Regions from separate parts of the Homo sapiens genome. Here region 1 is linked to region 2. Evidence: chromatin contacts called from ENCODE Hi-C or POLR2A ChIA-PET data. All regions are on one chromosome and are shown on one strand. The core of a region is the stretch at or near the end of the contact, and the rest is flanking DNA. Distances in the headings are between cores, read along the strand shown.

The links. A loop is a pair of places that touch in the nucleus more often than their neighbours do. ChIA-PET counts read pairs that join two places held with the same protein, here RNA polymerase II (POLR2A). Pooled maps may share reads with other maps.
Region 1: a loop to region 2 is called in a map of MCF 10A, with 7 times the contacts of the local background. The contact joins the enhancer-like site here to the promoter of TFCP2L1 in region 2. A Hi-C loop is called at or near these places in 2 of 168 maps with a recorded cell type or tissue (Calu3 and MCF 10A) and 3 of 50 pooled maps. POLR2A ChIA-PET finds 5 or more read pairs at or near these places in 2 of 52 experiments (MCF 10A and WTC11).

Annotation. Positions count from the first base shown.
Region 1 is chr2:121,354,685-121,357,652 of GRCh38, reverse strand. The region is part of intron 38 of CLASP1 (cytoplasmic linker associated protein 1); the gene reads left to right. Among named protein-coding and RNA genes, the nearest start is that of TFCP2L1, 71 kb to the right of the region's middle. Within about 2 kb of position 1,353, at least 7 of the 41 ENCODE cell types and tissues checked have a DNase peak (open chromatin) inside an H3K27ac peak, as active enhancers do.
Region 2 is chr2:121,283,611-121,286,501 of GRCh38, reverse strand. It overlaps TFCP2L1 (transcription factor CP2 like 1), which reads left to right and starts at 1,300. Exons shown (of 15, transcript NM_014553.3): 1 at 1,300-1,454. The coding sequence starts at 1,393. RefSeq lists a silencer at 1,135-1,274.

The sequences.
Region 1 (2,968 bases), core at 104-2,603, 71 kb before region 2:
GGTAGGGGAGTAGTTCTGCCTCGCTGATGAACTGACTCTCAAGGAGCCAGATGTGACACCTGCCCTTTAGTTCTTGTAGCTTCAGAAAGAGCCATAACTTAATGTCAAAACCTTTGAGTTTGGGGTTTGAAGGCCTGGGTTCACATGCTGCTTTTGCCAGCTCGGGGGCTGTGATTGTGGACAAGTCATAGACACTCTGGATATCTAAAGCACTTGTATGCTGGGTGGGAGGTGGGGGGCAGGTGTTTTATACCCTGCGCTGAGAGGCTAGCATTAAAGTCAAGTGAGGTAAGGTGGTTGACATTGTTGAAAATTGAAGATAGTATCCTTTTTATACTCTTCCATTGAAGAAAGTAGACTGATTTTGAATAGAATTGTTGTCAAGTTTTTAAAATTCTACATAAAGCAGATATAACTGCATTTCTCTAAATACACCGAAGAAGCTATTAAATGCAATTGAGTAAACTCTAAAACACCAGTCAAAAATACGACTTGTATTTTTTGACTACTGCTTTGTTTGGAATCCGTCTATATTTGTGCTGGGGTAGCCGGTACATTGTCAGCGTTAGGCTAGGAAATGCCATGGGTTTTTAGAGATGGATACCGGAATTAGAATGCCAAAGAGAAGCCTTAAACGTGCTGCCCAGCTTCCCATCTGATGCTGAGCACCTCCTGAGAGGCCAGCCCAGCCTCTGCAGCATCTCCAGGACAGCAGGACACACCACCTCCTGGGCTCCCAGCCCCTCTTTCCACTCCTTCTCATCATTTGTCCCTGTTGGCCCTAGTTCTACCCCTTAGAGTAGAACAGAATAAATCTCCCACCTAAGAACCTGACCACATTTGAAGATATCCATTGTGTTGCCCTGAATCTCCTTTTCCAGGCAAGGATGTGATGACTGTCTTGTTAGAGGTCATTTCATACAGACACTACTTCTCAAGATCTTCAAAGCTTCCTGGAATTTTGTGCATGCACATTTTTCAGGGGAAAAGACTCATCAGGTAGAGTTGGATGATAAGATTTTATAATCTGAAATACTTTTAAAATAATTGATTCAGATTCTCCCTTTCGTTTTACTGATGAGGAAAACCGAGGCATAGAAAGTGAAGAAATTTACCCCAAGCTCGCTTGGCTAGTTGATGCCAGAACCAGAGCCAAAACTCAGGTCTCCAGACTTATAGCCTGGAACTTTTCTTCTCCCCTCCCTCTGGTACTGAGCCTAGCTAAGTGAGGACTCTCGTCCCAGGTTCAGGGCCATGCTGGCACTCCGTTGTAAATCCCAGGACCATGTCAGTGCCAATCTGGGGCATTGGTCGTTTTTCCCCAGTCTACTGGTGGATACTTAAACTCAGGGTCAATCCAATTTTTTAAGGTCTTTCTGGCCTTTCCCAGAAGGTGGCGCTAAACTCTTCCTTAGCTTCCACACGATTGAGTAGCTAAGCTCAAGACGCTGCTATGAAGAGTTCTTTGATTCCAGCCACTGTTGTTCCTGGACCTTTGCTTTTTTTTTTTGACTCAACCAGTTATTCTGGTGTGTCTGTGACAGAGCCAGATCAAACCTTGTGAACCTAAAAAACATGCAATCCAAATTTTGAAAACTTTGTGCTAAAAGAAACCTTTAAGCAAACATTCACCAGTATTCTGAGTAATGATCCAATTTTAAAAAGCTAGATGTGAAAATTACGCTTTTCTTAGCTAGACACTATTACTTCACTGACTTTGAAAGGTGAAGGAGTGCTGTGTTTCTAATGAGACTGTAGCAGAATTGGAATAGTTTTTGATGACTTCAAGGCAGATTATAACCCAGAAGTCTTTTTGATCCTGTCCTCTTTGAATAGTCCCTCACCCCTTTCTAAATCCTTGCCACTTCTGGCCACCTTGTGTACTAAGTGGTGTTGTCTTCCTTTGTTTCTGCTGCCCATGTTGACTTTTGCTCTCTGTTTGCTTACATTTATAATCTTTGCTTCTTATGTTACATAGAACACAGGGGCAAAACCTGAAGTTCACCCTGATTCAGGCAGCTTGCCAAAGCCAGGGGTTTGGCATATAGAGGGAAGTTGAGAACACCTACCTCCCTTGCCAAAACCAGCGTCTGTCTTGGGAAACTTTCTCTAACCCCAGTGAAAAAGAGGGCCTCAAACTACCCATCTTAATGTGCAGCTTCTGACATTTTATTTTCAGACATTTTAGAACCAAAGCCCTCATCCACATTAGATACATTTGATCATCCGGGCGTGGTGGCTCACACCGGTAATCCCAACACTTTGGGAGGCCGAGGTGGGCAGATCACTTGAGGTCAGGAGTTTGAGACCAGCCTGGCCAACTTGGTGAAACCCTGTCTCTACTAAAAATACAAAAAAATTAGCTAGGCGTGGTGGTGTGCGCCTGTAGTCCCAGCTACTCGGAGGCTGAGGCAGGAGAATCGCTTGAACCCACCAAGATGGCGCCACTGCACTCCAGCCTGGGCAACAGAGCAAGACTCTGTCTCAAAATAAAATAAAATAATAGATACATTTCACCAAATGCTTCATGCAGGCCACATCCAGAATTCCTGGATTTTTGTAAGATGAAGGGCTCCTTGGGTTTGGGTTTCAGCTCAGCAGATCTGAAACAGCCTTTTTTCCCAGCAGCTCTCTGTAGGATAATTCACTTTAACCTGAAGGGCAATAGAGTGCAGGAGATGGGGAGGAGAGAAGGAAAACCACGAGTTCTCACCACGAACCCGGCAATCAGTTACCTGGCCTCACTAATCCTCGTTGCAACCCCGAAGAGCACCAGGAGGCCTTAGCTTGCTCCTGTCAAGCCTGGAAAGCAATGCTGCTGACTCTTGAATCCTGTCTCCAGAGCCGTGTTCTTTCCACCCACTGAGCTGCTTCCCACCTCCCAGGGGACCTCAGATATTGACTCCTGTGCATCAGTGCTTTCTAATTTTGATACGCTACAGAATCCGGTGTTTTCTGACCTTTTGTT
Region 2 (2,891 bases), core at 51-2,550:
TGGATAGGGGTCAGGGCTCCAGGGAACTCCACTCCCTCCTAATGGCCCTCCCCTCCACCCCATGACCCACTGTCTACACTGCTGCCAGACTGATCTTTCCAAAAGGCAAATCATACATGTGACTCCTCTGCTTAAAACACAGAATAAAATCCTAGCTCCTTGTCCTGGCCTGCCAGGCCCTCTGATCTTCCCCGCCCTCCTCACCTCATCTCCTAAGCTCTCCTCAAGACCAGCCATGCCAAGTAGGTCTTCCTCAAGGCTTTGGCAGTCACTGTTGCCAAGGGGGTAGGGAACTATGCCTGGAACTATTTTTCCCTAGGTGATGTTCACAGAGATGCTTCCTTTGCATCCATCAGGTCTCAGCTCAATGTCACCTCCTCCAGGAAGGCTTCTCTGATTACTCTTTTGGTGCATTCCTTTTTTCTTTTTTTATGTTTACTCAACAAACATTTATCTTAACTATGTCCCATGCACTGTTCTAGGCAGTGCAGGTAACGGGGTGTTAAGCGAGCCAGGCCCTGTCCTCTTGGAGCTTACAGTCTAATGGGAAAGACAATCAGTACACAAGTAAAAATAAAAAATAAAAAAATGTCGGCCTGACTCGGGGGCTCACGCCTGTAATGCCAGCACTTTGGGAGGCCAAGGTGGGCGGATCACCTGAGGTCAGGAGTTCGAGACCAGCCTGGCCAACATGGCGAAACCCCGTCTCTACTAACAATAAAAAAATCAGTCAGGCGTGATGGGGGGCGCTTGTAATCCCAGCTACTCAGGAGGCTGAGGTAGGAGAATTGCTTGAACCTGGGAGGAGAGGTTGCAGTGAGCCCCGAGATCGCGCCACTGCACTCCAGCCTGGGTGGCAGAGCGAGACCCCGTCTCAAAAAAAAAAAAACCAACAAAAAAACCCCCATGATTTCAGAGCGTCTGAAGTGCTATGAAAAAACAAGAGCGAGGAAAGGCGACAGAGAGGGCCTAGGCTGGAAATCTCGGAGCCGCTCTGGAGACCGGCCCTGGGCGTAGAGTGGGGAGCAGAGGCCAGAGGGGCCGTGTGGAGCGGGTTGGGGGCGGCAAGGGTCACCTGAGCCCCACATCGGAGTTTGGGGAGAGCACCCGGCCGGCCCTAGAGCCCTCTGGTCTGGCCGCCCCGGAGGCGCGCTCGCTCGCCGGAAAGGCACGCGCGGGAGTCAGCCAGGTGCGGCTGCCGCGGGGAGCCGCCCTCCGGGCCGCGCTTCCTGGGGGGCGGGTCTCACCGCTGTCCCGCCCCTGGGCCGCCGATAAATGCGCCGAGCCGGCCGGCACCGCGGGTTCGGAGCGCGAAGCCGCCGCTGGGTCCTCGGCGCGCCCCGCGTCTGCGCTTGCTGCCGCGCCCCGGTCGGCGCGCTGGGAGTTCCAGCCATGCTCTTCTGGCACACGCAGCCCGAGCACTACAACCAGCACAACTCCGGCAGCTACCTGCGGTAAGGGCCGCGCGCGGTCCCCGCGGGTCTCGGGCCGGGCCGGCGGGCCGGGCGCCGTTGGACGTCCAGGGGCGGAGAGGGGGCGCCCCTGCTGGGCCCTGGCCTCCCCGCTGTCCGCCCTCTGGGGACTGAGAGACCCGCCCAGCGTCCCGCCTAGGGACTGACAGATGGACGCCGGCGGGACCCGACGTGCGGAGTTGGGGGCCCGCTGGGGAGGCGAGCGCGCAGAGCCCTATGTCTGCGAGGGCTCCTCCCAGGCGGCAGAGAGGGTGCAGGGCGCGCACCTGCCGGCCCGCCGCCTCCCCTGGCCCGTCCGCCCCCTGCGGCCCTCCTCTCCCCCGCGTATCGGAGAAGCAGAGGAAACTTCCTGCCAGCAGCCTGGTGCCCGGCCCGGGGAAGTTCGTCCCCTGCTCTTTGCCCGTCTCCGCCGGGGCCCCTCTCCCAGCCTCGCGCCCTCTGCAGTGCCCTTCCTTGGACGAGGGGCGGGCGGCGGGCTCGGAGGGGCAGGCCGCCCCACTTCCCGCGATGGTCTTGCGCGTGTTCGCCCGAGGCCCGCGTGGTTATTGCCCTTGATGGAAATCTTTCTTCTGCTGGAGGGATTTGAGTAGTGCCCTTCAGAGGGGAAAGTAAGTCCTGCGTGTTTTGCACAGTTCCCCACAGGCCCCTCTTAGCAGTAGGACCCCGTGTGCTCTCGCTCCCGGAGGATTGTTTTTCCCTGTTCTGCTGCTGGCCGGGACTAATGGGCAGTCATTTCACTTTGTGAACTCGCCTGAACCAGCTTTAGCCTGTCCTTATTTCCATCTTAGTCACAGTTTATGAAATGTGCCTAATTTAACCCAAAGGGCATTTGATATGGGCTCAAGGAAAATGAATGATGAGGCCGAAGGAGTCACAGGCATTGACAGCCCCCATACTAGAGCTACCTTTAAGTGCTAGTTTTGGCCCCAAGAAGTTCCCACTTAGATCTTAAAACGTTATTTGTAATTCCTGGCTGCTGGTAGGTATTTGTCCTCCCTGAAGACATCCCCTTTTCCTGGAGGCGGGGGAATGATTGGGTTTAGTGGATGTATCTGCTGTTTTTATTCATGGGCCAAAGTAGTCGGAGATGGCAAAGGTCTAGAGCCTTAAAGGCTGACAGCCACCCGGCAGACCACGGTGATGTCACCAGAGGGAAGCCCAGGAGGAGATGTTAATCACCCAGAGATTAAGTGTCCATTCACTTGCAAGAAATGCTACAATGGAATACATTTTTACTGTACTGAAGTTTTAGTTGTAGCTTTGGCTAAGTTTTAGTTTGCTGCCATTAAGTATGTTGCCATATCTTAACAATGAGTTTGAAGGTGACCCTGAGTTGAAGGTGAGTGTACTTGAAACTTCCTAGATACCTACAATGTCCTCACCCCGTTAGGGAACAATTCTCCCTTGCCTGGGAGGTAC